Regions from separate parts of the Homo sapiens genome. Here regions 2 and 3 are each linked to region 1. A link is a loop called in an ENCODE intact Hi-C map of the cell type or tissue named here. Cell type or tissue: B cell. All regions are shown on one strand. Each heading gives the region's core, and the rest is flanking DNA. Links, peaks and the distances in the headings are about the cores only. Region 1 holds the start of IFNA2 (interferon alpha 2). Region 2 holds the start of IFNA1 (interferon alpha 1). Region 3 has its middle 190 kb from the start of CDKN2B.

Region 1 (11,123 bases), core at 1,752-9,751:
AGTACAATTTACATCTTTTGTTGACTAGTTCCCCAGGTTTTAACCAGTGAATACAGGCACAGCTTATCTATCTTTACTTGAAGTTTTCTTGTAAGTTTAAAGCTGAACAAAACTTTCCACCAATTTATACCATGACAGTGCCTAAGCATGCAAGATCTGACGTTTCTCCTTTAGGTCGTTGTTAGTTGCATTGATGACCCTCTTGAGGTCAGTCTACTGTTTTAATTACCAACAAATATACATCGAATCTCACATATTCCCCAATTTGGAATTCTTGTTGTTCTCCCAGATGATGGAGCCCTCTGAAGGTCTTGTAGAGGATTCTGTGAAGAAGGTGGATTAGAAAACACCAGAACTCAGTCTCCCCATCTAGATAACAGTTGCAATGGCAAAATCTACCTGATATAACTATTTTGGAACTCTGGACTATATTTCAGGCTTGGAACTTCCAGGGGAAGTCTTGGATGGTAAATTGTGATTAATTTCAGTCAATTTTAGCTTTAATCACATTAGTATCAACAGATCCTCTACAGTTTTCCACACCTAGTCTCCATGGCAGGCAGCTGTGCCCATGTTCCAAGAGCAGCTTGCACTGAGCTGATGGGAGCCAGTGTTGGCAAAAAGCATACTTTCTCCAAATATCAGGGACCTGTGTCCTATTTTCTGGTTGCTGTTTTTGATCCCCTTTGTTGCAAGGCCCACCCTCCAGCTGAAGTGACTTCCAAGGTATGAAACAGCCAGCACCCTCCCCATCTCCTCCTTTATTTTTTTCCCCTTTTCGGCAACCGGGCATTAAAAACTAGGACATTCAAGGTGAAAGTTAGAGAGTGACTGCATATGTCTAGGGAAAGGTGCAGACTCAGAAACACCCTGAGAAGACCTTAAGATCATACCTCAGGACAATCTTTACACAGAGACAGCCTGCAACAATCAAATCAAGAACAAAATAATATCAACAATCACCAAAGACTGGGTAAGGGGTTAATCTTATTTCCAGAATTACTACATTATTAGATTTGAATGTCGAGTTTTCAACAATAAAAATAATCACAATTTTCTGTGTTAATAGTACATTAACACATAAAAATATGGCCCATTCAAAAAAAGGTCTCAGAAATCATACCTAAAAAAGATTTGATAGCAAATCTACAAGATAAAGACTTTGAAGTAACTCTTAAAGATGCTCAGAGAATTAAAGGAAGATGTGGAGAAAGTCTCAAAAATGATGCACAAACAAAATGAAATTATCAATAAAGAGATAGACAACCTATAAAGAAAACAAAAAAAAAATCTGGAGCTAAAAAGTGAAATAACTGAAATGAGCACTGAACATTTTATTAGAGGGATTTAAAGGCACATTGGAGTAGACAGAAGAAAGAATTAGTGAACTTGAAGATAGGACAATGAAATTATCACGTCTTAGAAACAAAACAAAAATGATTAAATAAATGACTCAAATCTAAAGGAACCATGTACACCATCCAGTGGACTTGAATGGGGAGAATCATCATGACCTGTGTCCCCAAATAATTGTAGTTTTCTTCTCATTGTTTAATCATATAATGGCTTTTGAATATATGTGTTAATGAGTAAGTTTTCATTGGCCATTTCCTCTTACTTTCATCCAGATTGCCAGGTATCAAATAGCTTGATGTCCTCCAAATGGCATGGTCCTGCAGTCCTTTCAGTCTATGAGAAATCGTGAACATAAGCTTTAGGATCTGTCCTTGATGTTATTTTCTTGTAGCTGCTGATTAGGCTACCAATACATTACCCAAAAAAATGCAAAATCAATGTTGGAAACATTGTTAATGATGTTCAGTAATAAAAATTACTGAAATAAGCACTGCTTCCTAATAAGACAAGAAAATACATGATAGTCATCCAAATAGAAAAGAAGAAAGTAAAACTTGTTTATGAAAAATGACTTCATCCTCTAGAAAATTCTTCAGATTCTTTAAAAAATATGCTAGAATTTACTAGTCAATTTATCCGAGTCAATATACAAAAATCAATAATATTTCTTTATATGCGCAACAATCAGAAATTTAATCTTTAGAATATAATTTATAATATTATGAAGCATTTAAAATACTTAGGAATAAATTTATAGGAAGACATATACATTGAAAACTATAAAATATTGCTGATAGAAAATAGATAAGACCTAAACAAATGGAGAGATATATTGAGCTAATGGATTAAAAGACTCAGTAATGTTAAGATATCAGTTATAATCACATTGATCTACAGATTCAATGCAGTATCAGTCAAAATTTCACCAGACTTTTTTCTGTAGAAATTGACAAACAGATTCTAATATTTATGTGGAAATGCAAAGGAACAAAAATAACCAAAATAACTCGAAAATGAAGAAAAATGTTGGAGATCTATAATCTCTAATTTTAGGACTTATATTACTAAAGTAATCAAGACAGTGAAGTATTAAAGAGAAACAAATGTATCAGTGAAAGAGACAATAGTTTGCACAAATAGAACCTACATATACTGTTTATTGATTCTCAACACAAGCACAAAAAGCATTCAATTTTTAAAAAGAAAAATTGAGTAAACAAGTAGTGCTGGGATACACATCTCTATAAAAATGATAAATCTTGACCCATATTTTACAGAATATACAAAAATTAAATTTTGAAATGTGCTCATTCCAGTATTTGTTCAGTTGTTTCCAGGAAATTTCCTCTTTTTAGCTCTGAAGAAAAAGCCGGTGGAAGGAGACAGACTTATACATAGAACAGAATTGGCCACTGTCTCTGGTCTTGGCAGGTAGGTGGCTCTCTCACAGTGTGAAGTTACCCTTGATACCCACAAAACCCAAAGAGATCAGGGAACTCAAGGCAAAGAAGAGCAGAGCTCCACATCTGAGAGAAACTACCCATGACTCTTGGAGCTCCACGAGGAAGACAGAACACCCCATGTAGTGGAGGGTCCGTGGCACTCTTTTTGCATGCTTCAAGGGGTCCTAGGTTTTTTTCAAGTGTCTCCTACATTCCCTTTTGTGGTATCCGGAACTTTGATGTTTCTGCCTAGTAATTTTCTGTCCACTGACCACCAAATTGAGGAGGCAGGGGCTTGAAGGGTAATGTATCGATGATAAAAGAGACCTAGATAGAAAATTGAAAGTGGCAGAAGGAAGGAAGTACAGAAATAAATGGAAGAACAAGTCTTAAAGGAGCCAGATTGGGAAGATCTTAAGCTTCCCAAAAAGGCCATTGAAGTTTCACTTTTCTTTTCAGCAAAAATTATGCCAGCAAGAAGGGAGGCAAACAGAGGGATCAAACATATAATTAAAAAGAGGTTTAGGTGTACCGAAGAAACTTCCCATGGGAGAAACAGGATTCCATTTTAAATCTCTTATCAGATTTCAACAAGAATAAACAGCTAATATTTCTAGCTTTTGAAATTGTTTTCTTTTTTTCCTTTTCTCTTTTAAAACAAAGGTATCTACCAAGTGACTCCAAACAGAAACCAATTAAGTCTTTTATGATTAACCAAGGATGCATAAGACATCTTCAAAGAAATGCAAAGATGCAACCCTCTCAGAATTCAAAGTCACCCCTAAATCACCCCTAAAAATAGCCAAAAGAAAGATTTAGACACTTTGTGAGCTAGCAACAGTCAATGACATGTAAGCTTGTCATGGGAGCCCCCAACATTTTTTTTGGCCACCTGCACATGCCGAAGTGTGTTGTACAGGCAGCAAGCCAAGCCAGGTTCTCTTGACACAATATGAGACAAACAGGGACACAATAGCTGTCTATGGAAGGGAAAAGATTAATAACAAATGGGTACTTTAAATCAAAACTACACAAGAATCACAATCCAAGCTAATAATTTTCTCCTGCTATCCTGAATTTGGAAAAAAAGAAAGAGAAATTTTTACCTTCCATTCTTGACCAGGCACTATAGGCAGAGATCCAGGAGAACAGACCTTGATACAAATTCTTACCTTTCTTTGCCAACTTTTTGCCAGCTGTCCCAGGACCTCATCAGTAGGTGAGTCAGTTGCTTCAGCCATCCCTTCCTCATCACCGGGACTATAGGGGCAGAAATGGTGTGATCTCTTTCCTTCCCATCATAAGGGTCATAGCTGACACCCGTTTAACAAAAGAAAGACAGGTTAACAAGAGAAAAGCAAAGCAAAGCATATTTATTTAATTATAGTTTTATGTGACATGGGAGCCTTCAGAATGAAGACCCAGAGTTACATAAAAAAATTCATTTTAATGCTTAAGTTCAATGAAGAATGGACAGCTGTGTAAAAAATGTGATTAGACAAAAAGGGCATCATCTAATGCTAATAGACTGAGTGCGGAAAGCCAGCAAGGTCTTTCTGGTCAGATTCTTCTTGACCTCTCCGTGCAGCATTCCTTCCTCCCTGGCATGGGGTAGAGATCCTTTTGGAATGGAGGTCTTATAACCTACAATTAAACAAGATAGTTCAGAGAATTTCTTTAGAGCCAGTTCTTACACAGAAAAGTAAGAGTAGTATTTTTAGGTTTTATGGCTTACTTTGGTGAAAAGGAGCCTTGGAAAAGGGGGTTTCTAGTTTTTATGGCTAACCTCTAGAGAACGAGGAGTGAGAAACAAGAGAGGAAAAAAAGATCAGAGAGAAAATTTGCTTCTGAGGCTGCTTCTGAGACCATCACTTTTGAGTATTGTTTTTTCTGATCCCCAACGAAAGTGAAGAATGGGATTCAAGAAAACAGGGGAAGAAGGAGGGAATTCTGCTAGGTATCAGAATCAGCCAGTACATATTATGTATATTTTACTTCAGTTTAGGGAAACAAACTGAATATATTATGAAATATATTACATATATTTCATAAGCTACCATTTCCTGACTAAATAAACAAATCAAACTTACCTTCGATGTGAAGGCTGACTATTTTTCAATTTACTCCAGAATGCTTCCAGGAATTCTGTTTTTTAGACTATCACATTCTCGAACGTAGTAGTTACTGAGTTTGAGGAGAGTGTTCAATATTCTGATAAATATGTATAAAATAAGAAAATAACCATATATCCATAAAATAAGAAAATGATAGCCATATATGTGTATGTATATATCAAGTTCTAGATATTCATATATAGATATATGATGTTGACTGTGTAGCTTGAGGAAAAGATTCAAGAGACCCCTCTGCAGTTGCAGGCTCTCACTCCCTGCTACCTCAGAAATTCACACACACTCCCTGGGAAATACCTCCATGAGAATATGGTACCAATTACAGGAATGCCTCTCAAATTCTACCAATATGGACACATTTAGATAAATAGACTTCACTGAGAATAATAATAATAATATTCTTTTATATTTCTTAGCTTCTGTGGGATTTTTCCCTTTTTCTAACTAGGTACAGTTTTTATTGCTGAGTTGAGGAGCTGTCAAGATTACTACCTAAAGTTACAGTAAGAAAATGTTGATTTGTTAAAGTTTGAACTCTGACATTAGGAATGAATCTGTGAAACTAAGATTGCACTGTCAAGAGTTTAATGCACTAAGAAACATGATATTTTTGTGAATAGTATTAAGTTCCAATCCAAACTGGCAGTTCTGTGTATCCCCAAGGATCCCAATATATGTGGAAGGGGTGATCCTAGGGAGCGTAGACTGGTCTACACAGTAGGCTGTGGGCAGGGAATACATGTTTCTCTGTCCCTATAACTGGAAATCCCAAGGAGTCCACGCCCTGACTTTAGCCAGAAACTCACTCTCTTTGTAATAGACCAAGGGTAAGGAAACATGCTTATGACAGCATGAGTATCTCTTCTGGCCAAGAAGTAGCCTTTTTGCAGCATGTGGATAAATCCCCAGAACTGGTAGAATTTCTTCATAGATCAGCAACCTGCCCCTCCAGTTTTGGTTGCTGCCCTTATCACTCTTGGCCCCAGGGGACTGTCTTCCCCTGAGAGGTTTGCAGGAGCCTACGTATAAACTGAATTCTGCTTTCTCTTTCCTTTTTGCTAAGCTACTGTTATGTCACATTTAATGGAGATTCTAGAAAACCCCCTTTGCATGTGTTTCTGTAAAACCTAGAAATTTTATTTCACTTCTGCTTTCTCCTTGTGGCATTCTGCTCTTTAGGGAAGCCATATGAAGCCAGAACCACAATAGAACAGAAAGCTGCTCTGTGTGAATGGGCAGGAAAGTCAAGAGAATGAATGACCAGGGTCCCATGGGAAATCCACCTCAGAGAGCAAGGAAACCCTGGTGATATGGAAATGCCTCCTGGAATGCTGAGAGCCAGGGAGGGAATGTGTCAGGTGCCTGAATCAGTAAATAAACATCACATGTCTTCTGCACGTCAATCTATATGTTTATTCTCCTGTCTCAGGTATTTATACAAGCCACCATTCCCCGACTGCATATAAATAGGACACTTCTTTGAAATGAGGAGTGACTGTTTTTCAACCACTCTACAGTTGCTGACAGAATCTAGTTTTTTTAGGCTGCTGCCATTGGCAGTCACTTACTGAAATGCAGGACACAGGTCCTAAGAATTTTATAGAAAGATAAATATTATCCTCATCTACAGCTGTATGAAGAAAATAGGGAAATACCTATCATATTTTAACTTCTTACTAGATAGGAGACACAGTGGTAGGTGCTTTAAAATGCATGTTTTTTCTAATATTCACAACTACATAAATATTTTAAACCCAATTTTTATGAGAAAAGTGAGGCTCAGTGAGAATAAGTGGGTTGATCAACACCACACATACATCCAAGCAGAATGAAATTTCAACGTTAAAGTCTTTAATGCAAATTATGAGTGATTTTGTCAGTTTGGTTTTCTGGATTTCTATTACAATTGCTAAATCTCCTTGTACTCGTGAATTATACACAACTCTTTGGTACTTTCTGAATTTCCATGGTTCGGGTTGTATTTTTAGCTGGTTTGACTAATTTTTTTCTTTCCCTTAAGTATGGAGGAAGAGATTCTCTGATCCAGTTTCCTAATTTAATTTGTGAAGGAAGTTTGTCAGTTTATATGTTTATGGTAATTTAGTTATTTTTGTATTCATGTAAGATTGTAATATTCATAAAATCCGGAAAAATTACCAAGGAGTATTATAAAAGATTTCTTATCATATCTGGCTCTACCGGAGAAATGCAGTCAAGTTGTAGTAAACTAGCATGACAATGGCGCAAGTTAAGTAACTTAATTAAAGCCAGTAATTGCAGTAACCATTATATTATCAATATTAATTGAATATTTTGATGAAAGATTGAATTAGTTATCTATTCCTGCCTAAATAATTAACAAAACTAGGCATCTTACTGATAGTCACAGTAGTATTAATTAAAACTGATAAATTACTATTGTAATTAAATATGCCGTGACTTAAAATAAATATATGAAATATATTAATGTCATTTGCCAGTACCTCAATTACATGAAATCTATTGAGAAAAATATACATTGCAAAAAAGGAAAAACTATGCCCAGAAAACATAACCCACATCCTTTCCTAATCCCATTTTATTTCTTTCTCCACTTCAGTTCACTAACTTATCTTATTTAAACTTCCTCCAATATGGCTTCTGTGTATTAACTTTACCCAATCAGTTCTCACTAAGGGTGCCAATGCCATCTATTTCCCAATTAGTAGGCAGTTTCAAGCCACACCTTGGGCAAATCGACTGAATCCTCTTCTCGGCACATTTATTTCCTTTTGTTTGTTTGTTATTTTGAGATGGGGTCACTCTCCCTCTGTCTCCCAGGCTCGAGTACAGTATTGTGATCATGGCTCACTGCAGCCTTGAACTCCTGGGCTGAAGCATTTATCTTCCTAAATACACTTTCATTATCTTTCTCTGCTGTTGCCTTCTAATGTACAGCCATTCCTTTGTGGCTGTGGATGTTTCCTTTGCGGCTTTTCTCTCCCCTCCCTTTAAAAGCGAAAGGTCCTCAGAATCATGTTTAAAACTTTTTCTCTCTCTACACTCTCTCCCAACACCATGACCTTCATTTCTTGGCTTTCTCTTATCACATATAAACCCCCAGCAATCGCATTCCTTGCAAATTGCAAACTTATATATCTAACTGGCAATGGACATTTTCTAATAGATGTATACTAGTCAATTTAAAGAGAATGTCTCTGTCTTATTTTTATTTCCTCACATGCCTCAATCTACCTTCTGCAGAGAGAAATCATCGGTTGTTCCTTCTTCTCTTCATACCATTTACCATAACTGATAATTAAGTATGATTACCATTTTTAGTTTTTTTCATACAAAAATCAAATACACAAGAGAGCAGAATTGTATTTGTTAGGTTCACCTTGTTATCTTGAGTACAACATACAACCTGGTTTACAGAAAGTTTATTTTTACTTATATCTTGAATATAATATTGATGGATAAATGAAGTGTACCAGTTATTCTGTAATCAGGTTGCACAATTAGGCTTGGAATTTCATTTTAAAGAATAAACAAGTACAAAAGTTTCCATAGCAAAAGTTCAATGAACAACACAAAATAAATTTACCAAATACAAAGAACATATTTTATTACATTAACCACTGTGCAAAGGTGCACATGACATAATATGAACAAAAATAAGTTGTTTTATAAATAGTTAAATAAATAATATTTTAAAAATATTTAAATAGATAATGGATCAGTCAGCATGGTCCTCTGTAAGGGACTAGTGCCTTAAGAGCTGAATACAATGTTGATTAATACTCCTAAAAACATTTGAAAAGATTTAAATCGTGTCATGGTCATAGCAGAAACATGAGTCTTTGAAATGGCAGATCATAAAAAGGTGAGCTGGCATACGAATCAATGAAAATCATTTCCATGTTGAACCAGTTTTCATTCCTTACTTCTTAAACTTTCTTGCAAGTTTGTTGACAAAGAAAAAGATCTCATGATTTCTGCTCTGACAACCTCCCAGGCACAAGGGCTGTATTTCTTCTCTTTCAGATAGAGAGTGATTCTTTGGAAGTATTTCCTCACAGCCAGAATGGAGTCCTCCTTCATCAGGGGAGTCTCTGTCACCCCCACCCCCTGTATCACACAGGCTTCCAGGTCATTCAGCTGCTGGTAGAGTTCAGTGTAGAATTTGTCTAGGAGGGTCTCATCCCAAGCAGCAGATGAGTCCTTTGTGCTGAAGAGATTGAAGATCTGCTGGATCATCTCATGGAGGACAGGGATGGTTTCAGCCTTTTGGAACTGGTTGCCAAACTCCTCCTGGGGAAATCCAAAGTCATGTCTGTCCTTCAAGCAGGAGAAAAGAGAGATTCTCCTCATCTGTGCCAGGAGCATCAAGGTCCTCCTGCTACCCAGGCTGTGGGTTTGAGGCAGATCACAGCCCACAGAGCAGCTTGACTTGCAGCTGAGCACCAGGAGGGCCACCAGTAAAGCAAAGGTCAAGGCCATTGTAGATGTTGCAGATGCTGCTAGACTGGTTGAAATGGGTGAGCCTAAACCTTAGGCTCCAGGTTCTCTGAAGACCTTGCTTTGTGCCTAGCCTTAAATAGGGAACATACTCGTTTACATTTTCCAAATGCCCCTGTGTTACTTTCTACTTCTCTTTTTGCTTTCTTTATGCACTCTTTACATGGGTTTTCAGCTGTTTTTCTCACCACATTTTTTTCATTATTGTTTCCTTCCTCTTTTACCCCAGAGCCTTTTTAGAAACTTTTTTCTGATTGAATCTCCCATTATATTTTAATCACATATACACTGTGTATCTATTTACATATCCTATGTATATCTCTATTCTATACATTAAATTAAAAAGTATAAAGTTAATGTTTTATTATTGCAAAGAATGATAAAACAATTAAAAATTAAATTAAAAGGCTATTGACATTTTACTTAACTTGATAACTATATTCTTAGAGCAACTTTTTTGAAAATAGATTTTTGTGGGTACATAAGAGGCGTCTGTGTTTATGGAATAAGTGAAATATTTTTATATAGGCAGACAATTCATAATAATCACAGCAGGGTGAATGGAGTATCCAATGCTTCAAACATTTATCATTTCTCTCTGCTACATACATCCCATTTATACTATTTTAGTTATTTTATAATATATAATAAATTATCATTAACAGTAGTCATCCTATTGTGCTATCGAATACTAAATCATATTCATTTTTTCTAACTATATTTTTGTGCCCGTTAGCCATCTCCATTTTCCCCCATATGATCCAGCAATCCCACTACTGGGTATTTATCCAAAGGAAATGAAATCAGTATGTCAACAAAATATTTACACTCCCATGTTTATTGCAGCACTATTCACAATAGCTAAGATTTGGAAGCAACTTAGGTGTCTAACAGATGAATGGATAAAGAAAATATGGCACTTATACACAATGGAGTACTACTTAGCCATAAAAAAGAATGAGATCCTGTCATTTGCAAGAACATGGATGGAGCTGGAGGACATTATGTTCATTGGACAACATTAAACCCATTGATCTGCACATACCTAACCACACTTGAATCTCTAGGACAAATTCCACTTGGTCATGATGAATGATTGTTTTAATGTGTTCTTGAATTCAGTTTGCTAATTTGTTGTTGAGGATTTCTGCATCAATGTTCATCAGAGATATTGGCCTACAGTTTTCTTTCTTTTTAATGTGTCTTTCTCTGGTTTTATATGTGATTAAAATATAATGGGAGATTCAATCAGAAAAAACACTGGCCTCATAGAATACATTTGGAAAGATTCTGTCCACCTCTATTTTTTTAATAATTTGAGTTGGATTGGTATTAGTTTTTTAAATATTTGGCAAAATTCATCAGTGAAGCCATCAGATCCTGAGTTCTTTTCTGGGATACTTTTTAGTATGGCTTCTGTCTCATTACTTGTTATTGGCCTGTTCACATTTTGTATTTCTTCATGGTTCCATGAAGAAATACAAAAACCATGAAGAAATACAAGAATGGTTCTAGAAACAATTCTTGTATTTCTTCATGGTACTATGAAAAAATACAAAACCTGAACAGACCAGTATGTTGTATGTTTCTAGGAATTATCTATTTTGTTCAGGTTTTCCAATTTATTAGCATATAGTTTCATAGTATCTTCTAATGATCCTTTAATTTTTTGTGGTATTGGTTGTCATGTCTC
Region 2 (11,123 bases), core at 1,060-9,059, 62 kb after region 1:
TTCCAACATTTCACCACTGACTATAGTGTTAGCTAATGGCTTATCTTATAGCTAATAAGGAATGTGTCTCTTTATTCTGAGGTATATTCTTTATATACCTAATTTGTTATAAATTGTATTAGAGATGGATTTTAAATTTTGTCAAAATAATTTTAGGCATGCATAAAAATAGTTATGATTTTTAATCTTTTATTGTGTAAATAAGGAGTATGGCATTTATTGATTCCAACATATTAAAATATTCTTGCATCCCAGGAATAAATCAAGCTTGATCATAATAAATGATCCTTTTATAGTGCTTTTGAATTTCATTTGCAACTACTTTGTGGATGATTTTGCATCTGTGTTCATCAGGAATATTGGCTGTAATTTTTTTTTTTCTTGTAATGTCCATCTCTGGCTTAGGTATCAAGGTAATGCTGGCTTCATAAAATGAGTTTGGGAGTATTCCTCCTTAATTTTTTCAAAGATTTGGTTCTGTTTAAATGTTTGGTGAAATTCAGGAGTAATCAGATCTAAAAAAACGTAAGAACACTAAAAATAAATGATAAAAATATTTTAAAGTTTTAAGTGTTTATCACTTTCAAATAATTTTTAAGTATTCATTACTTAGAAAATGTTTATCTATAAACATTAGAAAATGTTTATAATTTGTTAATTTGCTTATGTAATTTGATACACTACAATTTATTTGTTTGTTTGTTTTTTGAAACAGAGTCTCACTCTGACACCCAGGCTGGAGTGCAGTGGCACAATCTCGGCTCACTGCAACCTCCACCTCATGAGTTCAAGGAATTCCCTGCCTCGGCCTCCTGAGTAGCTGGGATTACAGGTGCACACAACCATGCCTAGCTAATTTTTTTTTTGTTTTTTTTTTGTTTTTTTCGTTGAGATGGGGTTTCACCGTCTTGGCCAGGCTGGTCTTGAACTCCTGACCTCGTGATCCACCCACCTCGGACTCCCAAAGTGCTGGGATTACAGGCGTGAGCCACCTCGCCAGGCCTACAGTACAATTTATATCAGTAAATAAATTACGTTGAAGTCCATAAGCAAATTTAGTTATAAAGTTAAGAAAAATTTGAATAGATTTTAAATTTAACTTTTAGCTTAAATTTTTCATTTGGTTATTTTTAAACCTGCATTGAATACAAAGATTAAACTTTGTACTTTTTGATTATAGAGATATACATATAGTATATAAATAGATACATATTGTATCTGTGTTATTAAATTTTCACGGTGGGTTCAATTAGGAAAAAGATATCTAAAAAGTCTCTGGGAACAAGATGGGGAAGACAATAATGAAAAACAAAACATTTGAGAAACACGGCTCTAAACTCATGTAAAGAGTGCATGAAGGAAAGCAAAAACAGAAATGGAAAGTGGCCCAGAAGCATTAAGAAAGTGGAAATCAGTATGTTCCCTATTTAAGGCATTTGCAGGAAGCAAGGCCTTCAGAGAACCTAGAGCCCAAGGTTCAGAGTCACCCATCTCAGCAAGCCCAGAAGTATCTGCAATATCTACGATGGCCTCGCCCTTTGCTTTACTGATGGTCCTGGTGGTGCTCAGCTGCAAGTCAAGCTGCTCTCTGGGCTGTGATCTCCCTGAGACCCACAGCCTGGATAACAGGAGGACCTTGATGCTCCTGGCACAAATGAGCAGAATCTCTCCTTCCTCCTGTCTGATGGACAGACATGACTTTGGATTTCCCCAGGAGGAGTTTGATGGCAACCAGTTCCAGAAGGCTCCAGCCATCTCTGTCCTCCATGAGCTGATCCAGCAGATCTTCAACCTCTTTACCACAAAAGATTCATCTGCTGCTTGGGATGAGGACCTCCTAGACAAATTCTGCACCGAACTCTACCAGCAGCTGAATGACTTGGAAGCCTGTGTGATGCAGGAGGAGAGGGTGGGAGAAACTCCCCTGATGAATGCGGACTCCATCTTGGCTGTGAAGAAATACTTCCGAAGAATCACTCTCTATCTGACAGAGAAGAAATACAGCCCTTGTGCCTGGGAGGTTGTCAGAGCAGAAATCATGAGATCCCTCTCTTTATCAACAAACTTGCAAGAAAGATTAAGGAGGAAGGAATAACATCTGGTCCAACATGAAAACAATTCTTATTGACTCATACACCAGGTCACGCTTTCATGAATTCTGTCATTTCAAAGACTCTCACCCCTGCTATAACTATGACCATGCTGATAAACTGATTTATCTATTTAAATATTTATTTAACTATTCATAAGATTTAAATTATTTTTGTTCATATAACGTCATGTGCACCTTTACACTGTGGTTAGTGTAATAAAACATGTTCCTTATATTTACTCAATCCATTATTTTGTGTTGTTCATTAAACTTTTACTATAGGAACTTCCTGTATGTGTTCATTCTTTAATATGAAATTCCTAGCCTGACTGTGCAACCTGATTAGAGAATAAAGGGTATATTTTATTTGCTTATCATTATTATATGTAAGATGTAAGTAAAAATGACCTTTCTCTAAACCAGGTTGTATGTTGTACTCAAGATATAAAGCTGAATACAATAAATCTACTTCCTACTCTCTTGCATATTTGGTTTTTGTATGGAATAAAACTAAAGATGGTAATCATACTTAATATCAGTTATCCTAAATACTATGAGAAGAAGGAGCAACTAATGATTTCTCTCAGCAGCGGGTAAACTGAGACAGGTGAGGAAATAAAAATAAACAGATATCCTCAAAAGTTGACTGGTAAACATCTAGTAGAAAATGTCTATTGCCAGTTGGATATATGAGTTTGCAACTTACAAGGAATGCAGTTGCTGGGGGTTCATACATGGCAAGCAAAATCCCAGAAATGGAAGTGCTCATGTGTGGAGAGAGTGTAGACAGAGAAAAGGACTTAAGCAGGATTTTGAGGACCTTCCACCTTTAAAGTGAGGGAAGAGAAGAGACACAGAGGAACCAGAGGTGGTGTCCCTTATATTAGACTAACAACAAGAGAGATTGGTGATTAATATGGTTTGGATCTGTGTCCCTGCCCAAATCTCATGTGGAATTGCAATCCCCAGTGTTGGAGGTAGGGCCTGGTGCGGGGTGACTGGGTCATGGCTATTTCTCATGGTTTAACACCATCCCCTTTGGTGCTGTCATGGTGATAGTGAGCCCTCCTGAGATCTAGTTGTTTAAAAGTGTGTGGCACCTACCCCTACCCTTCCTCTTGCTCTCGCTTTACCTTCCTCTCTGAAGCCTCCCCAGAAGCAGATGCTGCCATGCTTCCTGTATAGCCTGCAGAATTGTGAGGCAATTAAACCTCTTTTCTTATAATTTACCCAGTCTCAGCTATTTCTTTGTAGCACTGCAACAATGGACTGATACTGTGATAAAAGTGTATTTAAGAAGATAAATGTGCGGGGAAGATGAATCAGTAGATTTTCCCAAGATACGGATTAAAACTGCCCAGTAATTGGGAAATAGATAGCCTTGGCAATCTTAGTGAGAGAGCTGGTTTGGTGGAATTAATAAGTAGAAGTCATACTGCAGTAGGATCCAAGTAAGAGAAGTTAGTGACTCTGAAGTGAAGATGGAAATAGAATGGAATTTGAAAAGAATGTGGATTATTGTTTTTGTACACAGTTTTTTTTTCTTTTTTGCAGTATATTTTTTCCGGATAGATTTCATGTAACTGATGTACTGGCAACCATATTGATATGTTTAGTATATTTATGTTAAATTAAAATATTTAATTACAATGATAATTTTTCATTTTTTAAATAAATACTACTTTGAATATCAGTAAGCTGCCTTAATTCTGTAGGTGGGAATAGAAAACTAATTCAATCCGTCATCACAATATTTAATTAATACTGATAATATAATGATTCCTGGACCTACTGGCTTTATTAATTAAGTTACTTAACTTGCGTAATTGTAACACTGGTTTACTATAATTTTACTTCAGCTTTTAACACATTTTATTTTCTGGTAGAGCTCATATATTACTTCTTGGCAATTTTTCCTGATGTTATGAATATTACAATCTTATGCCAATCCAAAAATAACTAAATTACCATCAACATAAAGACTGAAAACTTCCTTCACAAATTAATAATGAAAAGGGAATCAACGAATCTCTGTCTCAATACTTAAGATAAAGAAAAAGTTGGTCATAACCAGCTGAAAATACAGTATGAACCATGGAAATTCAGAGAGCAAGAAAGAGTTGTGTAGAATTCACAAGGAAAAAAAAAGATTTAACAATTATAACTGGGCCGGGTGCAGTGGCTCATGCCTGTAATCCCAGAACTTTGGGAGGCCGAGGCAGGAGGATCACGAGGTCAGGAGATCGAGACCATCCTGGCTAACACAGTGAAACCCCGTCTCTACTAAAAAATACAAAAAATTAGCCAGGCGTGGTGGCAGGCACCTGTAGTCCCAGCTACTGGGGAGGCTGAGACAAGAGAATGGCATGAATCCAGGAGGCGGAGCTTGCAGTGAGCCAAGATCATGCTACTGCACTCCAGCCTGGGCGACAGAGCAAGCAAGCCGTCTCAAAAAAAAAAAAAAAAAAAAAAAAAAAAAAAAAAAAAAAACAAAAACAATTATAACTGAAACTCAGAATACAAAACTGACAAAATCACCCATAATTTACATTATATTACAAAGAATTTGACATTGAAATTTCATTCTGCTTACATGTATGTGTGGTGTTAAGAAACTCAATCTCTTTGAGCCTGAGTTTTCTCATAAATAAAATGGATTCAGAAAATTTATATAGTTGTGATCATAAAGGAACACATGCAGTTTAAAGCACCTACCACAGTATCTTCCACCATGTTGCCTGGTCAACATGATGAAACCCTGTCTCTACTAAAAATACAAAGATTAGCTGGGCATGGTGGTGGGCGCCTGTAATCCCAGCTACTCAGGAGGCTTAAGGCTGGAAAATTGCTTGTACCCAGGAGGTGGAGATTGCAGTAAGCTGAGATCACACCTCACTCAAGGAGTTAAACGATGTTAAGTATTTTCCTCCTTTTCTTCATACAGCTGTAGATGGGAATAGTATTTGTCTTTCTGTAAAATTTTTAGGATCTGTGGTGTCATACCTTTCAGGAATTGACCTTCAAAGGAAGCAGCCTAAAAAAAAAAACCCACAGATTCTGTCATGAACTGTAGAGAGGCTGAAAAATTGTCATTCCTCACTTCAGAGTGTCCTATTTATATTCAGTCAGGAAATGGTGGCTTGTATAAATACCTGAGACAAGAGAATAATCATGCAGATTGATGCGCAGAAGACATGTGATGTTTCTTGACTGATTATGGCACCTGGCACATTCTCTCTCTGGCTTTACTCCCTTCACCTTCCTGCCCATTCACACAGAGCTGTTTTCTGTTCTGTTGTGGTTTCAGCTTGATGGCTTCCCTAAAGATCAGAATGCCACAAGTGCTAAGCAGAAGTGAAATAAAATTTCTAGGTTTTGCAGAACTACCTGCAAGAGAGGATTTCCTGAATTTCCGCTGAGTATGATGTAATAGTAACTTAATGAAAAGGAAAGAGAAAGCAGAATGTAGTTTATGTGCAGTCTCCTGAAAACCTCTCAGGGAATCACAACCTGGTAACCAAAGGTGACAAGGGCAGCCACCAAGACTGGAGGGCTGATTTCTGATCTATGCAGAAACCCATCACTTCTGGGCATTTCTCTTTATGCTGCAAAAATTATACTTCTTGGCAAGAAAAGATGCTAATGCTGTCATAAGCCTGTTCCTTACCCTTGGTCTAATACAAAGAGAATCAGTTTCTGGCTACCATCAGGGCATGCATTTTTTGGAACTGACAGTTATAAGGATATAGAGAGAGATGTATTCCTTGCCTATAGACCACTGTGCATACCAGCCTCTAGGATCACCCTCTCCACATACCACGTATGGGACTCCAGGGAACAGGCAGACCGACCAATCTTGACTGGAACTTAATAGTATCCAGAACAAGTTCGTGTTTAATAGTGCATTAAACAGCTATTAATAGTACAATTTTAGTTTCACAGATCATTCCTATTATTAGACTTCAAACATTAACAAATAAAATAATATTCTCATTGTCACTTTGAATTATGATCTTGACAGTTCTTCCACTTAATAGTAAAAACTCTGCCTTGGTATCAAAAGAGAGAAGTCTCATAAGAGCTAATGAGTGTGAAAGAATAGTATTGTTACCAGAGAGCTAGTGAGGTTTATTCATTCAAAGTGTATCAATTCTGGTATGATTTGAGGTGTATTTTTGTAATCAGCAATATATTTTCATTGAGATGTTCCAACAGGATGTCTGTGTGAATTCTTGAGTTAGCAGCAAGGAAGAGCCTGAAATTGCAGAGGAGTCTCTTCATGTATCCCTCAGGCCACACATTGTGATATATATATATATATGTACATATATACACACATATGTATATCACACATTATGATATATATATGTACATATATACACACATATGTATATTTACAGTTATTTTCTTATTTTATAAATATATGATTATTATTTCCTTTATATATATACATTAAAAAAGGGACTGGGTGCCGTGGCTCATGCTTGTAATCCCAGCACTTTGGAAGCCGAGGTGGGTGGATCACTTGAGTTCAGGAATTCAACACCAGCCTGGCCAACATTGTAAACCCCATCCCTACTAAAAATACAAAAATTAGCCAGGCGTGGTGATGGGTGCCTGTAATCCCAGCTATTTGGGAGGCTGACACAGGAGAATCTCTTGAACCCTGGAGCCAGAGGTTGCAGTGAACTGAGATGGCGCCACTGCACTCCAGCCTGGGTGACAGAGCGAGACTCCATCAAAAAAAAAAAAAAAAAAGAAAGAAAGAACAGAAAAGAGAATACTCTCCTAAATCTCTGTAACACATATAATATAAAAAGCAGAATTCTTGGAGTATTCTGGAGAAAACTGAAAAATAAGTCACCCTTCATACTGAAGATAAGTCTCATTTGTATATTCAGTCAGGAAACAGTATCTTACAGAAAAATCTGGAAGAGTTTATTTTCTTAAACCTAAGTGAAATAGACATAGACATACTATTCATTTGCTGATTCCAATACCCAGCACAGTTCTCTCCTTCTTCCCCAGCTTTTCTGGATCTCATTCTTCACTCCTATTGAAGCTCGGAAAATAATACGCCAAAGTGAAGATCTAAGAAGCAGCCTCAGAAGCAAAGTTTCTCTCTGGCCTTCTCCTGCCCTCCTGTTTGTCACCCCTCATCTCCCGAGGCTAGCCATAAAAAGTAGAAACTCTCTTTCCCAAGGCTGGTAATAGAAACCAGAGCCCTTTCTCTCCAAAGCCAGCCATAAAAACCTATAAACATTACTTGAACTTTCCCTTACCTTTGTGTGTAAGAACTGAACTGGCCATAAAGAAATTCTCTGACCTGCCTTGTTTGATTGTAGATACTAAGACCCCCATTCCAAAAAGAGCTCTGCCACATACCCAAGAGGAAGGAATGGTGCATGGAGAGGCCAAGAAGTATCTGACCAGAAAGGCCTTGCTGGGTTTCCCCTACTCAGAATATTAGCATTAGATGATGCCCTTTTTGTCTAATCACATTTCTGCACAGCTGCCCATTCCTCATGGAATGTAAGCATAAAAATGGATAGTTTTTTCCTGTACTTTGGGTCTTCATTTTGAAGGCTTCCATAGTTATATAAAACGATGATTAAATAAACGTGCTATGCTTCTCGCTTGTTAACCTGCCTTATTATAGCCGTGTCAGCTGTGACCCTTTTGATAGGAAGGAAAGAGATCACACTATTTCTGCCCTTATAGTTCTGATGATGAAGATGGGATGTCTGAAGCACCTGACTCACCTATTGATGAGGTCCTGGGACAACTGATAAAGAGCTGGCAAATAAAGGTAAGAATTTTTACCAAGGTGAGTTCTGAATCTCTGCCTGTAGTTTCTGGTCAAGAACTAAAGGTAAAAATTTATCTTTATATCTTACTTTCCAAATGCAGGTCAGCAGGAGATCATTTGTTTGAACTGTTCTCTTATGTAAATTTGGATTTCAGGGACTCATTTGTTATTGATCCTTTCCCTTCAACGAACAGCTGTCATTTTCCTGTTTTGTGTCCTGAGAACCCAACTTGGCTTGCTGCCTGTCAGGACACACTTTGGTGTGTGAAGGGGGCTAAACAAATGTTGGAGGCTCCCATTAAAAGCTTACATATTGCCTATTGCCAGCTCTCAAGGCATCTAAATCTTTCTTTCTTTTGGCTATTTGTGGGGGTAGCTCTGAATTTTGAGAGGGCTGCATCTTTACATTTCTTTAATGATGTCTCATGTATCCTTGGTTAAGTCACAAAAGACTTGGTTTTGGTTCTGAGTCGCTTGGTAGGTATCGTTGTTTTAAAAGAAGAGAAAAAAAAGAAAGTTTCAAACATTAGAAATATTGGTTGTTTTTTCTTGCTGAAATCTGATAAGGGATTTAAAAGTATTTTTTTAAAAGAGCTCTGTGGTCAAATAATAGCTTAATTTAAAGCTGATATCCAGGCTACCATTTTTTTAAGAGTCTTTCTGATTTTCTCCTTAGGTTCTTGTTTATCCCATGGGAATTTTTTTCAGTAAACTTAAACTTTTTTTATTATAAACTTGATTCCTCTGTTTGCTTCCTTTCTTGTAGGCAGGATTTTTACCGGTTAAAAAAAAAAAAAAAAAAAAGAGTAAAACTTCATTGGCCTTTTTGGGAAGCTTAAGACCTACCCAGTCTGGCTCCTCTAAGACTTTTTCTTCCATTTACTTCTGTCCCTCCTTCCTTCTGCCACCTTCAATCTTCCATCTAGGTCTCTCTTATCATCGACAAGCCCCTGCCTCTGCATTTAGTGGTCAGTGGTTGGAAAATTACTAAGCAGAAACATCAGAGTTCTGGCTACCACATAAAGGGATGTAGAGAAGACTTCTAGAAAGCCTGGGATTCCTTGAAGAATGAAAAAAAAAAAAGGTGCCACAGACCCCCCCACTACATGGAGTCCTCTGTCTTCCTCAGGAACCCCAAGAGTCATGGGTGGGTCCTTCTTGCATCTGGAGCTCTGCTCTCCCTTGCCTTGAGTTCCCTGATCTCTTTGGCTTTTGGGGTATCAAGGGTAACTTCACACTGTGAGAGAGCCACCTACCTGCCAAGACCAGAGACAGTGGGCAAGTCTGTTCTCTGTATAAGTCTGTCGCCTTCCACCAGCTTTTTCTTCAGAGCTAAAAGGAGGAAATTTCCTGGAAAGAACTGACCCAAACACTGGAATGAGCCCATTTCTTTAAATTTCATGTCTTAGAGAGGGGATATACTCCCAGCTTCAGGCAGGACATGTCCTCTTTGGACAATGGGCAGCTCTGGGGAGAGAAAGGGGCAGGAGGTGTCCCTTGCCTCCAGCCTATGCAGCCTCCCAGGACCTCCTGACTCGTCCCTCACTCTACTTACTGCAGGTCACGTGGAAGTGAGAGCCACCCCATCTGACTGTGGCACTTCAAGGGAAATCAGGAAAACTGTCCTGATTGAAGGTACATTAACTCTTTAGCGTAAGTTGTCAGTTTTACTAATTTACTCCTCCTATCAGATCATGCCCCTCGACTTTATAATTGAGAAAATTCTTACTTTCCCTTTGAATAAGGAATGAGCTTGCATCAGTTCCATCTGGATTCAATAGTTTTAGAGAGCACTAACATAAAGTAACTTCAGAGAATATAGTGACTGCCACAGGTGTCAACAGGGTAGAATTGAGAGGCATCTTGGCAATATTGCAATTAAAGAAGTAATCATGGTCAGTTGCTCAGGCAGCCAGGCAGGCATTCAATTTAGCAGGGATCTCTCAACTCTGACTCAGGTTAGAAACCCAACCATTAGATTGTTTCTCTTCTATTCGTGGGTTAGAGGGCCCTAATTTACATGTTAAACCATTTTTCCTTTCCTCCTCCACCAATTGTAGGGAACCAGTTTAGCGTCAGGACAACATCAACATTTTTTAATTCACTTGGTTCTGTCTTTTGTGATTGCCTAATTAGCCTTTCAAATATTAGAACCCCTTCCATTCTTGGGTAACTGCTTACATTTTAATGTAATTTTTTCCTTACATTTATATTATACTTTTTACCATATTTATATGTAAAAGTTCTGATTTGGCTTCATATTGTCACCCTCCCCTGAAAAATCTCTATAGCCATATCTCATTTCATATCTCACAGTTTTCAACTTGTTATATATAATCTACAGTATTGGGGAACCCAGTAGCAGGTTTGGAGGCACCTAGGCAGGGGGAGTGGTGGGGGCACTGAGTGCTGGGCCGCTGGCCCTGCCCTCGTCCCACTGAGGAGACAGGTTTTACTGCTCCCAGGCCCACCTCCACCCAGGAACATCTAGTCCACCTGAGAAAAGGTGTGGGGAGGCAGGGATCAGTGCCTGGTGCCCAGAGAGACATGGCGAGGTATCACCATGCAGCACCCTCTGGAGATAGTCCTGTTTTTCAAGCCTCAGAAGCAGGAGTGTGCGTGTGGCCTTACTTCCACCCTTCCTGCCGGGTGAGTCATGAGCTGTAGGGGTGTAGACCCACTGATGTCCAGTCTGGCATCAAAATGCAGTAAATGAAGGGAGTCCTGCCTATACCTCTATGTCCATTGAGCTGATAAAGAATGCAGGAGCTCATCTGTGACTCTGTTTAGAAGCTTCCACGTTCTGACTCCTTCAGGAAGAGACTGCACCAGGCACAGGACTCTCATTTGTTCAAACAATGAAAGCACACATCATGCACTGGAATAAGCTGGAAAAGCCAGCAGCAGCCTGAGAACGTGGAAGGAGGACAGAGATGTTTAAAGCATAGACATCAGTGTCAGGTACTCAGCAGATGGAATAATACCAACGAGCACCATTAAGTCAACTGTTCAGATCATTCTTATCAGAAGGAGAGAAGATGAAGTGGATTCTGAGAACACAGAGTTCTGTTGAGCTGTGGCCAACATCAGTGTCCATGGCATCGGTAACACTGACACCACAGCAGCCTGCAGAATATTGGGAAGGATGGGGGTTAGTCCGTTCCCAGATGCAAACTTTTGATTTCTCCCTAGAACCCAGCAAGTCATCACAGTGCAGGGAAA
Region 3 (11,123 bases), core at 1,738-9,737, 820 kb after region 1:
TCTGTGCAGCAAACCACAATAGGACACATTTACCTATGTAACAAACATGCACATCCTGCCCATGTAACCTGGAACTTAAAATAAAAATTTGAAATAAAAAAAAACTGCGGCACATATCAACCCATCATCTAAGTTCAAAGCCCAGCACACATTAGTTAATTTTCCTGATGCCCTCCCTCCCTATGCCCACCTCCCCAATCCCAGTTGTGTTGTTCCTCTCCCTGGGCTTTTGTGTTCACATTGTTTCACTCCCACTTATAAGTGAGAACATGCAGTGTTTGGTTTTTGTTCCTGTGTTAGTATGCTGAGTATAATGGCTTCCAGCTCCATCCATGTTCCTGCAAAGGACATGATCTCATTTCTTTTGATGGCTGCATAGTATTCCATGGTGTATATGTACCACATTTTCTTTATCCAGTCTATCACTGATGGGCGTTTTGTTTGATTCCATGTTTCTGCTATTGTGGATAGTGCTGCAATGAACATACACATGCATGTATCTTTATAATAGAATGATTTATATTCCAAAAAAGGATTTCTTTGTAACCCACTCATTTCAATTTACAATTTATTTTATGCATTTTCCAAGTCATTGGTGACAGCGATTAACGTATTCACATATCTTTGTGTTAATCTATGATTATTCAATAGCATAATTATCTAAAATGGGATTCCTATATTAGAGTATACATACTTTTAAGATTTTTAGTATCTATAGCCTGATTATCCCCCAGAAATTTTCTTCTAATTCCGTTTCCAGAAAATGACTACCCATTTTAATTCAACTGCATGAGTATAAAATATTAACATGTTACTTTTTGATTAATTGTTGTATGAAATATTACATGTTTTTATTTTCTTTAATTTTTTGTGAGAATTAATTCTTTTTTGATGTTTTTTAAAAAATTCTTTTAAAAATGTTTGTATCTTGCCCAGGTGCAGTGGCTCGCATCTGTAATCTCAGCACTTTGGGAGGCCTAGGGGTGCAGATCACTTGAGGTCAGGAATTCAAGACCAGCCTGGCCAATATGATGAAACCCTGTCTCTATTAAAAATACAAAAATTAGCCAGGCATGATGGAATGCCCCTGTAATCCCAGCTACTTGGGAGGCTGAGACAGGAGAACCACTTGAACCCAGGAGGTGGAGGTTGTAGTGAGCCGAGATTGCACCACTGCGCTCTAGCCTGGGTGACAGAGTGCGACTCTGTCTCAAAAAAAAAAAAAGTAAATTTTCTATCTGTAATCATAATTGTTTGCCTATTTATTCATAATGTTTGCCTAGCTTTCTATTTTAGGACTCATTTTATGGATTTGTAAAGTCTTTGTCTGTAGTAAAGATACAAATACAGTATCTTCTGTCAATTATTTTTCCAGCCTTTTCTTTTAATTTTATTTTTTCCTGAAGAGTTTTTACAGTGGTTTTTATTATTATTACTTTCAAAGATTATACTTAGAACGTCCTTCTCATTTAGGCCGGGTGCGGTGGCTCACACCTGTAATCCCAGCACTTTGGGAGGCCGAGGCAGGTGGATCACGAGGTCAGGAGATCAAAACCATCCTGGCTAACATGGTGAAACCCAGTCTCTACTGAAAAATACAAAAAAAATTAGCTGGGCATGGTGGTGGGCACCTGTAGTCCCAGCTACTCGGGAGGCTGAGGCAGGAAAATGGCATGAACCCAGGAGGCAGAGCTTGCAGTGAGCCGAGATTGCGCCACTGCACTCCAGCCTGGGCGACAGAGTGAAACTCCGTCTCAAAAAAAAAAAAAAAGAAAGTCCTTCTCATTTTAAGACAATAAACATATACTTAAATTTGCTTCATGTTGATTTATGATTTAAAAAGTACTTAAATTTTTATTCCTTCTGGAAAGATCGTATGAGGGGAGGCACTGAAAACATTTTCCAGTTATTTTATTTCCATGTTGTGTAATGAATAATATTTTCTTTCCCTACTATTTTTTAATAGCAACTTTATTACATATAAACGTTTATGTTCACTTTGGCATATAACACTGCAATGATTTGCACATAAATGGGTTATGAAGATAGTACGAAAACATACTCTTTCTTCAGTAGATTGTTAGAAGATGCCTTGTGTAGACTTCTTTTGTATCTCCTATAGTATTTTGAATGTGGCAGCCAATAAAAACTTCTTGTATGACATGAATGATTAATGAGTCATAGATATGCCTGGGAAAGTTTTTTTTTTTGATTTTTAATTTAACTGTTCTTTTAAGTTCAGGGGTAGGTTATTATATAGATAAATGCAGGTTTGTTATATAAATAAACTTGTGCCATGTGGGTTTGTTGTACAGATTATTTCATCTCCCAGGTATTAAGCCCCATACCCAGTAATTATTTTTCCTGATCCTCTCCCTCCTCACAATCTCCATCCTCTGAGAGGCCCCAGTAGGTGTTGTTTCCCTGTATGTGTCCATGTGTTCTCATCATTCAGCTCCCACTTATAAGTGAGAACATGTGGTATTTTGTTTTCTTTTCCTGTATTAGTTCACTAAGGATAATGACCTCCAGCTCCATCCATGTCCCTGGAAATGACATGATCTCATTCCTTTTTATGGCTGCATAGTATTTCATGGTGTATCTGTGTCATATTTTCTTTATCAAGTCTACCATTGATGGGCATTTAGATTGATTCCTGTCTTTTCTATTGTGAATAGTGCTGCAGTGAACATATGCATACATGTGTCTTTATAATAGAATGGTTTATATTCATTTGGGTATATACCTAGTAATGGGATAGGTGAGACAAATGGTATTTCAGCCTCCAGGTCTTTGAGGAATCACCACATTGTCTTCCTCAATGGTTGAACTATTTACATTCCCACCAACTTTGTATAAGTGTCCTTTTTCTCTGCAGCCTTACCAGCGTCTGTTGTTTTTTGACTTTTTAATAGCCATTCTGACTGGTGTGAGATGATATCTTATTGTGATTTTTATTTGAATTTTTCTAATAATGAGTGATGTTGAGTTTTTTTTCCTATGATTGTTGGCCTCACGTATGTCTTTTGGGAAGTGTCTGTTCTTGTCCTTTGCCCACTTTTTAATGAGGTTATTTTTTTCTTGTAAATTTGTTTAAGTTCCTTATAGATGCTGGATATTAGACCTTTTTCAGGTATGTAGTTTGCAAAAATATTCTCCCATTCTATAGGTTGTTTGTTCACTCTGTTGATGGTTTCTTCCTTGTGTAGAAACTATTTAGCTTAATTAGATCCCATATGTTAACTTTTGCTTTTGTTGCAATTGCTTTTAGCATCTTCGTATGAAATCTTTCCCCATTCCTATATCCTGTTTGGTATTGCCTAGGTTTTATTCTAGGGTTTTGATTATTTTTGGGTTTTGCATTTTAAGTCTGTAATCCAACTTGAGTTGATTTTTGTGTATGATATAAGGAAGGGGTCTAGTTTTAATTTTCTGTATATGGCTAGCCAGTTATCCCAGCACCATTATTGAATAGGAAATCCTTTCCCAATTGCTTGTTTTCGCTAGGTTTATTGAAGATTAGATAGTTGTAGGCTTGCAGTCTTATTTCTGGGTTCTCTATTATGTTCCTTGGTCTCTGCATCTGTTCTAGTACCAGTATCATGCTGCTGTTTTGGTTACTGTAGCCCTGTAGCATAGTTGAAGCCATGTAGCATGATGTCTCCAGTTTTGTTTTTTTTGCTTAGGACTGCCTTAGCTATTTGGGCTCTTTTTTGGTTCCATATGAGTTTTAAAATAGTTTTTTTTCTAATTCTGTGAAGAATGTCAATAGCATTTTGATGGTAATAGCATTGCATCTATAAATCGCTTTGGGCAGTATGGCCATTTTCACAATATTGATTCTCTTCACGAGCAAGGAATGTTTTTCCATTTGTTTGTGTCATCTTTGATTTCTTTGAGCAGTGTTTTTTACTTCTTCTTGTAGAAATCATTCACTTCTGTGGTTAGCTATACTCCTAGATATTTAATTTTTTGTTGTTGCAATTGTGAATGAGATTGCGTTCCTGATCTGGCCCTCAGCATGACTGTTGTTGGTGTATAGGAATGTTTGTGATTTTTGCATTACTAACATTTTTCTATCTCAGAAGACAAATTGATTTTTGTATCCTGAGACTTTGTTGAAGTTTATCAACTTAAGGAGCTTTTGGGTTGAGGTTATGGTGTTTTCTAGATATAGGATTATATTATCTGCAAACAGGGACAGTTTGAATTCCTCTGTTCCTATTTCAATGCCTTTATCTTTTTACTTTCCCTGATTGCCCTGACCAGGACTTCCAATGCTATATTAAATAGAAGTGGTGAGAGAGGGCATCCTTTTCTTGTGCTGGTTTTCATGAGGGATACTTCCAGCTTTTGCCCACTTAGTGTGATGTTGGTCATGGTTTGTCATAGATGGCTCTTATCATTTTGAGGTATGTTCCTTCAATACCTAGTTTATTGAGAGTTTTAACATGAAGAGGTATTGAATTTTATTGAAAGTCTTTTCTGCATCTATTGAGAGAATCATGTGGTTTTTGTCTTTAGTTCTGTTTATGTAATGAGACAAATTTATTGATTTGCATATGTTGAATGAAGCTTGCACACCAGAGAAAAAGTCTACTTGGTTGTAGTGGATAAGCTTTTTGATGTGCTGCTGAATTAGGTTTGCTAGTATATTGCTGGGGATTTTCACATCAATAGTCATCATAGACATTGGCTTGACATTTTCTTTTTTCATTGTGTCTCTGCTACATTTTGGCATCAGGAAGATGCTGGCCTCATTGAACGAGTTAGGGAGGAGACCTTCCTCATTAATTCTTTGGAATAGTTTCAGTAGGAATGGTACCAGCTCTTCTTTGTACAACAGGTAGAATTCAGCTGTGTATCTGGCTTTTCCCGAGCTTTTGTTGGTTGGTAGGCTATTTATTACTACTCAATTTCAGAGATCATTATTTGTCTGTTCAGGAATTTAATTTCTCCTTGGTTGAGTCTTTGGAGGGTGTATATGTCAAGATATTTATGCATTTCTTCTAGATTTTCTAGTTTACATGCATATACATGTTGATAATATTCTCTGATGATTATTTGTATTTCTGTGGGGTCAATGGTAATATCTCCCTTGTTATTTCTGATTGTGTTTATTTGAACCTTCTCTCTTTTCTTCCATATTAGTCTAGCTAGTGGTCTATTTTATTATTATTTTTTAAAGTTTTGTTGATGTTTTGAATAGTTTTTCTTGTTTCAGTCTCCTTCAGTTTATCCCTAATTTTGTTTTTTTTTCTTATCTTCAGCTAGATTTGAGATTCTTTTAGTTGTGATATTAGGTTGTTAACTTAAGGTCTTTCTAACTTTTTGATGTAGGGATGTAGCACTATAATTTCCCACTTACACTCTCTTAGCTATGTCCCAGTTATTCTGGTATGTTTTATCTTTGTTCTCATTACTTACAAAGAACTTCTTCATTTCTGCCTTAATTTCATTATGTACCCAACAGGCATTCAGGAGCATATTATTTAATTTCCATGTAATTGTATTGTTTTGAGTGAATTTCTTAGTCTTGATTTTTAATTTGATTATGCTATGGTCTGAGAGACTTTGTAAATGATTTTAGTAGTTTGCATTTGCTCAGGAGTGTTTTATGTGCAATTATGTGATTGATTTTAGAGTCTGTACCATGTGACAATAAGAAAAACTTATAATCTATTGTTTTTGGGTGGAGAGTACTCCAGATGTGTATCAGGTCTATTTGATCTAGTGCTGAGTTCATGTCCTGAATATTTTTGTTAATTTTTTTGTCTGGATAATCTATCTAATAATGTCAGTACAGTGTTAAAGTCTCTTACTATTATTATGTGGGAGTATATGTCTCTTTGTCAATGGGGTTCTCTGCATTTCCTGAATTTGAATGTTGGCCTCTCTAGCAAGGTTGGAGAAATTATGTATAATGTCCTGAAATATTCTTTCCATGATTCGTTCCTGATATAGTTTGGTTGTGTCCCCACCCAAATCTCACCTTGAATTGTAATAATTCCCATGTGTCAAGGGTGGGGCCAGGTGGAGGAAATTGCATTAGGGGGGCAGTTTCCCTCCTATTGTTCTCATGGTAGTAAATAAGTCTCATAAGATCTGATGGTTTTATAAAAGGGAATTCCCCTGTACACCCTCTGTTGCCTGCCACCATTTAAGACAAGCTTTCGCTTCTCCTTTGCCTTCTGCCATGACTGTGAGGCCTCCCCAGCCATGTGGAACTGTGAGTCTATTTAGCCTCTTTTTCTCTATAAATTCCTCTGTCTGAAGTATGTCTTATACAGCATGAGAACTGACTAATACAGTAAATCGGTACTGGTAGAGTGGGGTGCTGCTGTAAAGATACCCAAAAATGTGGAAATGACTTTGGAACTGAGAAACAGGCAGAGGTTGGGTCAGTTTGGAGGGCTCAGAAGAGGACAGGAAGAAGTTTGAAGGGAAAGTTTGGATCTTCCTAGAGACTTGATGAATGGCTTTGACCAAAATGCTGACATTGATACATGGACAATAAAGTTCAGGTTGAGGTGGTCTCACATGGAGATGAAGACCTTGTTGGAAACTGGAATAAAAGTGACTCTTGCTATGTTTTAGCAAAGAGACTGGCATTTTGCCCCTGCCTTAGAGATTTGTGGAACTTTGAACTTGAGAGAAATGATTTAGGGTATCTGGTAGAAGAATTTTCTAAGCAGCAAAGCATTCAAGAGGTGACTTCGGTGCTGTTAAATGCATTGAGTTTTATGTATTCGCAGATTTATGCTTTGGAACTGAAACATGTTTAAAAGGGAAGCAGAGCACGAAAATTCAGAAAATGTACAGCCTGATGATGCAATAGAAAAGAAAAACCCGGTTGCTGAGGATAAATTCAAGCTGGCTTCAGAAGTTTGCATAAGTAATGAGAAGCCAAATGTTAATCACCAAGACAATAGGGAAAATGTCTCTAGGGCCTGCCAGAGGTCTTCCAGAAGCCCCTCCCATCACAGGCCTGGAGGCCTAGGAGAAAAAAGTGGTCTTGTGGGCTGGGCCCAGGACCTTGCTACATTGTGCATTCTCATGACTTGGTGCCCTGTGCCCTAGCCATGGCTAGAACTCAGGCCATTGATTCAGAAAGGGTGCATGACCCAAGCCTTGGTGGCCTTCATTTGGTATTGGGCTGTGGGCGCACAGAAGTCAAGAACTGAGATTTGGGAACCTCCACGTAGATTTCAGAGGATGTATGGACCTGGAACACACAGGTTCCAGAGGCAGTATGGAAACGTCTGGATGAACAGGCAGAAGTTTGCTGCAGGGGTTGGGCCCTCATGGAGAACCTCTGCTAGGACAGTGTGGAAGGGAAATGTGGAGCTGGCACCCCTACACAGATTCCCCACTGGGACACTGCCTAGTGGAGTTGTGAGAAAAGGGCCACCGTCCTCCAGACCCCAGAACGGTAGATCCACCAACACCTTACACCACGTACCTGGAAAAGCCACAGACACTCAATGCCAGCCTGTGAAAGCAGCTGAGAGGTGGGCTGTACCCTGCAAAGCCACAGGGGTGGAACTGCCCAAGAGGGCATGGGAGCTCACCTCTTGCATCAGCAGGACCTAGATATGAGACGTGGAGTAAAAGGAGATCATTTCAGAACTTTAAAATTTGGCTGCCCTGCTGGATTTTGGACTTGCATGAAGCCTGTAGTCCCCTCCTTTTGGCTGACTTCTCCCATTTGGAATGGGTGTATTTACCCAATGCTTGTATCCCCATTGTATCTAGGAAGTAACTAACTTGCTTTTGATTTTGCAGGATCATAGGTGGAAAGAACTTGCCTTGTCAGATGAGAATTTGGACTGTGGACTTTTGAGTTAATGCTGAAATGAGTTAAGATTTCAGGGAGCTGTTGGGAAAGCATGATTGTTTTTGAAATGTGAGAACATGAGATTTGGGAGGGGCTAGGTGTGGAATAATATGGTTTGGCTGTTTCCCCACCCAAATCTCACCTTGAAGTTTAATAATCCCCACATGTCATGGGAGGGACCTGGTAGAGATAATTGAATCATGGGAGTGGTTTCCCCCATACTGTTCTCACAATAGTGAATAAGTCTCATGAAATCTGATGATTTTATAAAGGAGAGTTTCCCTGAACATATTCTCTTGTCTGCCACCATGTAAGACTTCCCTTTGCTTTTCCTTTACCTTCTACCATGATTGTGAATCCTCCCAGTCATGCTGAACTGTGAGTCCATTAAACCTCTTCCCTTTATAAATTACCCAGTCTCAGACATGTTTTATTTGCAGCATGAGAATAGATTATATAGTTCCCTTCTCCCCATCTCTTTTAGGGACACCCAGGAGTCATAGATTTCTTCTTTATGTAATCCCACATCTCTCAGGGATTTTGTTTATTTCTTTTTATTCTTTTTTCTCTATTTCTTTATTACAGTCTTATTTCAGAAAGACAGTCTTCAAGCTCTGAGATTCTTTCCTCCACTTGGCCTAATCTGCTACTAATAGTTGTGGTTGCATTGTAAAATTTCTTGCAGTGTATTTTTTAGCTCTATTAGGTTGGTTAGGTTCTTTTCTATACTGACTATTTTGTCTGTAAGTTCCTGCATTGTTTATGATTTTTTAGCTTCCTTGCATTAGATTTCACCTTATTCCTATAGCTCAATCATTTCTATCCATATTCTGAATTACATTTCTGTCATTTCAGCCATCTCAGCCAGTTCAGAACCTTGCTGGAGAGGTGATGTGTGTTTTTGGAGGTAAAAAGGTACTCTGGCTTTGTGCGTTATCAGGGTTCTTGTACTGATTGTTTCTCATCTTCTGGGCTTATCTTCCTTCAGTCTTTGAGGATGCTTACCTTTGGATGAGTGTTTTTTCTTTTATCCTATTTAATGACCTTGAGGATTTGATTGTGGTATAAGGTGCAGTCAGCTAACTGGCTTCATTTCTGGAAGATTTTAGAGATTTGGTCCTCAGCTCTCAACTCCTGGGCTTAGTTCTCTAACTTTGGAGGACTTGTGTTGGGCCCCACTTTGTTCTCTGTCTCCTTGAGATTAGGAATCTGCTATCCTGGGGGCACTGAGGTGCTCCTGGACCACTGTTTACTGCACTCTGATGGGTGATGTCAGCCAAAATGTTTCGTGGTGTAGTGACAGTGGGATCCTTCTTGTCTGCATTTCAGCAGCATTGGTAGCAGCAGCTGTGGCAGAGTGCTAGTGGGTGCTGGGGGTCCTGCCTCCCTGTGAGCATTCATCGCAGTGGTGGAGGCAATGCAGCTAGAGGGGTGTGTGTTGCCTGCGACTGTGCAGTCGCACTCAAGGTGGTGTTGGCTTGGGAGCAAGATGTTGGCAGGCACTGGTCTGGGTGCCTTCTTTGTGCCCTACAAGCAGGAGTGGTCCCTCAGGGCAGGGGTGGATCCACTTTTCTCTGTATAGTGTTTGCATAAGGCAGGGTGCTTGCAGGGGGAGGGCTGGTTTGCTCTGTGCCCATCAATGCTCCATCTGCAATAGCAATCAGCAGGCGGCAGAGGGGCTGACTGCACTCCTGCATGCTGGTGAGGCAACAAAAGCAAAACCTGCCCTGTGCAGCCACATGCCAGCAAAACAATGTGAGGAGTTGCCAGGGGCCCAGAGGAAGCCGCAGTATTGGAAGGGAATGTGTGGACTGGTGTGTGTCCATAGGCACTGCCCACTGGAGCTCTCCATCTGTCAGGCGTGATCCACCATTGCAAAAGCTATGGTGTGGGCCCTCAGGGCACCAAAGGCTGCCCTGCAACTATGTGTGGCCAGGCTGTGGCCCCAGGAGAGTCTAGCAGACCAAGGGGTGCTCAGGTTGTACTGGTCCCATCTGATGGACAAGACCACCCTACAGAATTCAGAACTGACAGTTCCCCTATGGCTAAAGTCTCCTATGGGTGCAAATCGAGCCTAGGGGGATGGCCAGGCTTGCCCGGGGCTCCTTTGCCTCTGCTTTAGAGTTGAATGCCCCAACCCACTCAGCAGAGAGGTGTGGTGGTGATTCCCCTCCAAAACTCTTTCTTCTCCCTTCCTGGCTTCTTTGAAGTGTTGAAAGAGAGTATTCAACAAGTATTTTTGTTTCATTACTTGCTTAAATAACACCTTTGTCTCATACTGGAAGTCCACAGTATCTGGTTCTTAGTTCCCAATAAATAAAACCAAGAGGCTGAATAGATGAGTGGTTTTCAAATTGTGATTAAAGTCCTTAGGAATAAAGAGGCACTTTGGGGGGCACTGTTGTAAACAAACAAAACAAAATAAAAAACAAAACAGCCCCATCTTCCCAACAGCCTTGTAAAACCGCTGAAGCAGGTAATGCTCCAATGCTAGTCACACTAGGTCAAGTATAAGTTTAATTAATTAGAAGGTTTTTTTCCCACCCTTGGACCTTGGCCACTCCTTTCTTCAGTGACCTTAGGGTGAGTCACTTGCTAGTCCATGGGAGTTTGCAGTGCTCCTGCCTGATTCCCAAGAAGAAATCCATGATCCTACCCCATTACAAGAGAGGATGTTAGGACCATGTACTTTCTTTCCTTTATGATTAAACCACTCTTCAAAATCTACTAATTTACTGAGTCTGTTAAGTATTGTTGACAAAGAACCTGTAAGTTTTGTGCCAAAAAGTTAAATCAAATGAAATAGAATGAAAAACAGGAGGTCACCTGGAATGGAAAAATGTTTATACCTGGAATCCTTTTATGGTCAACTTTCTCGGATTTTAAAAAAATTCACTTAGTTATTCTCAAAAAGGTCAGCATAAGCATTAATGATAAACCTTGGAATTAACCTATAGCTTAGAGATCTTCCTCAATAACTTCTACCTCATCTAGAAAAAGCCAACTGAAGCAAAAGAGATGTATTTTTTTCATAAAGACTACTCGATTTGCAAGTTAAAATCATTTCCTAAATAGTTTCTTCAATGACATAGATATAATAGAGTAGTCTGTCGCTAAGCATATTGACATTTTTGGTATTGTAAAACCCAATAAGCCCAAATTAACAGCTTATTCCTGTTTGAATTATAAAATAGGGCTCTTTAGAGATTTTAGCAAGTCGTTTGCTAAAGTACTCTAGAAATTTAATTTGATTTAAAAGTTTAAAAGTTTGAGGGTCCTTGTATAC

The links. Peaks named below come from ENCODE experiments on the same cell type or tissue, not always from the same donor. Only the 100,000 strongest peaks of a DNase experiment are listed, where the experiment ranks them.
Region 2: it touches region 1 in a loop (11-fold over the local background); 4 of 110 quality-filtered maps call a loop at or near these places.
Region 3: it touches region 1 in a loop (7-fold over the local background); 2 of 110 quality-filtered maps call a loop at or near these places.

The regions. Positions count from the first base shown.
Region 1 is chr9:21,375,918-21,387,040 of GRCh38, forward strand. IFNA2 (interferon alpha 2) reads right to left here and starts at 9,481. Exons shown (of 1, transcript NM_000605.4): 1 at 8,338-9,481. The coding sequence starts at 9,412. The coding sequence ends at 8,846. RefSeq lists an enhancer at 5,874-6,173. In B cell, for the core only: no CTCF peak of the experiment used is centred there; DNase peaks (open chromatin) are centred at 5,984 and 9,534; H3K4me3 peaks cover 538 bases; H3K27me3 peaks cover 661 bases.
Region 2 is chr9:21,438,983-21,450,105 of GRCh38, forward strand. IFNA1 (interferon alpha 1) reads left to right here and starts at 1,457. Exons shown (of 1, transcript NM_024013.3): 1 at 1,457-2,334. The coding sequence starts at 1,526. The coding sequence ends at 2,095. In B cell, for the core only: no CTCF peak of the experiment used is centred there; a DNase peak (open chromatin) is centred at 5,409; H3K27me3 peaks cover 641 bases.
Region 3 is chr9:22,191,035-22,202,157 of GRCh38, forward strand. No RefSeq gene overlaps it. Among named protein-coding and RNA genes, the nearest start is that of CDKN2B, 190 kb to the left of the region's middle. RefSeq lists an enhancer at 6,322-6,381. In B cell, for the core only: no CTCF peak of the experiment used is centred there; DNase peaks (open chromatin) are centred at 6,167 and 6,787; H3K4me3 peaks cover 1,412 bases; H3K27ac peaks cover 1,603 bases.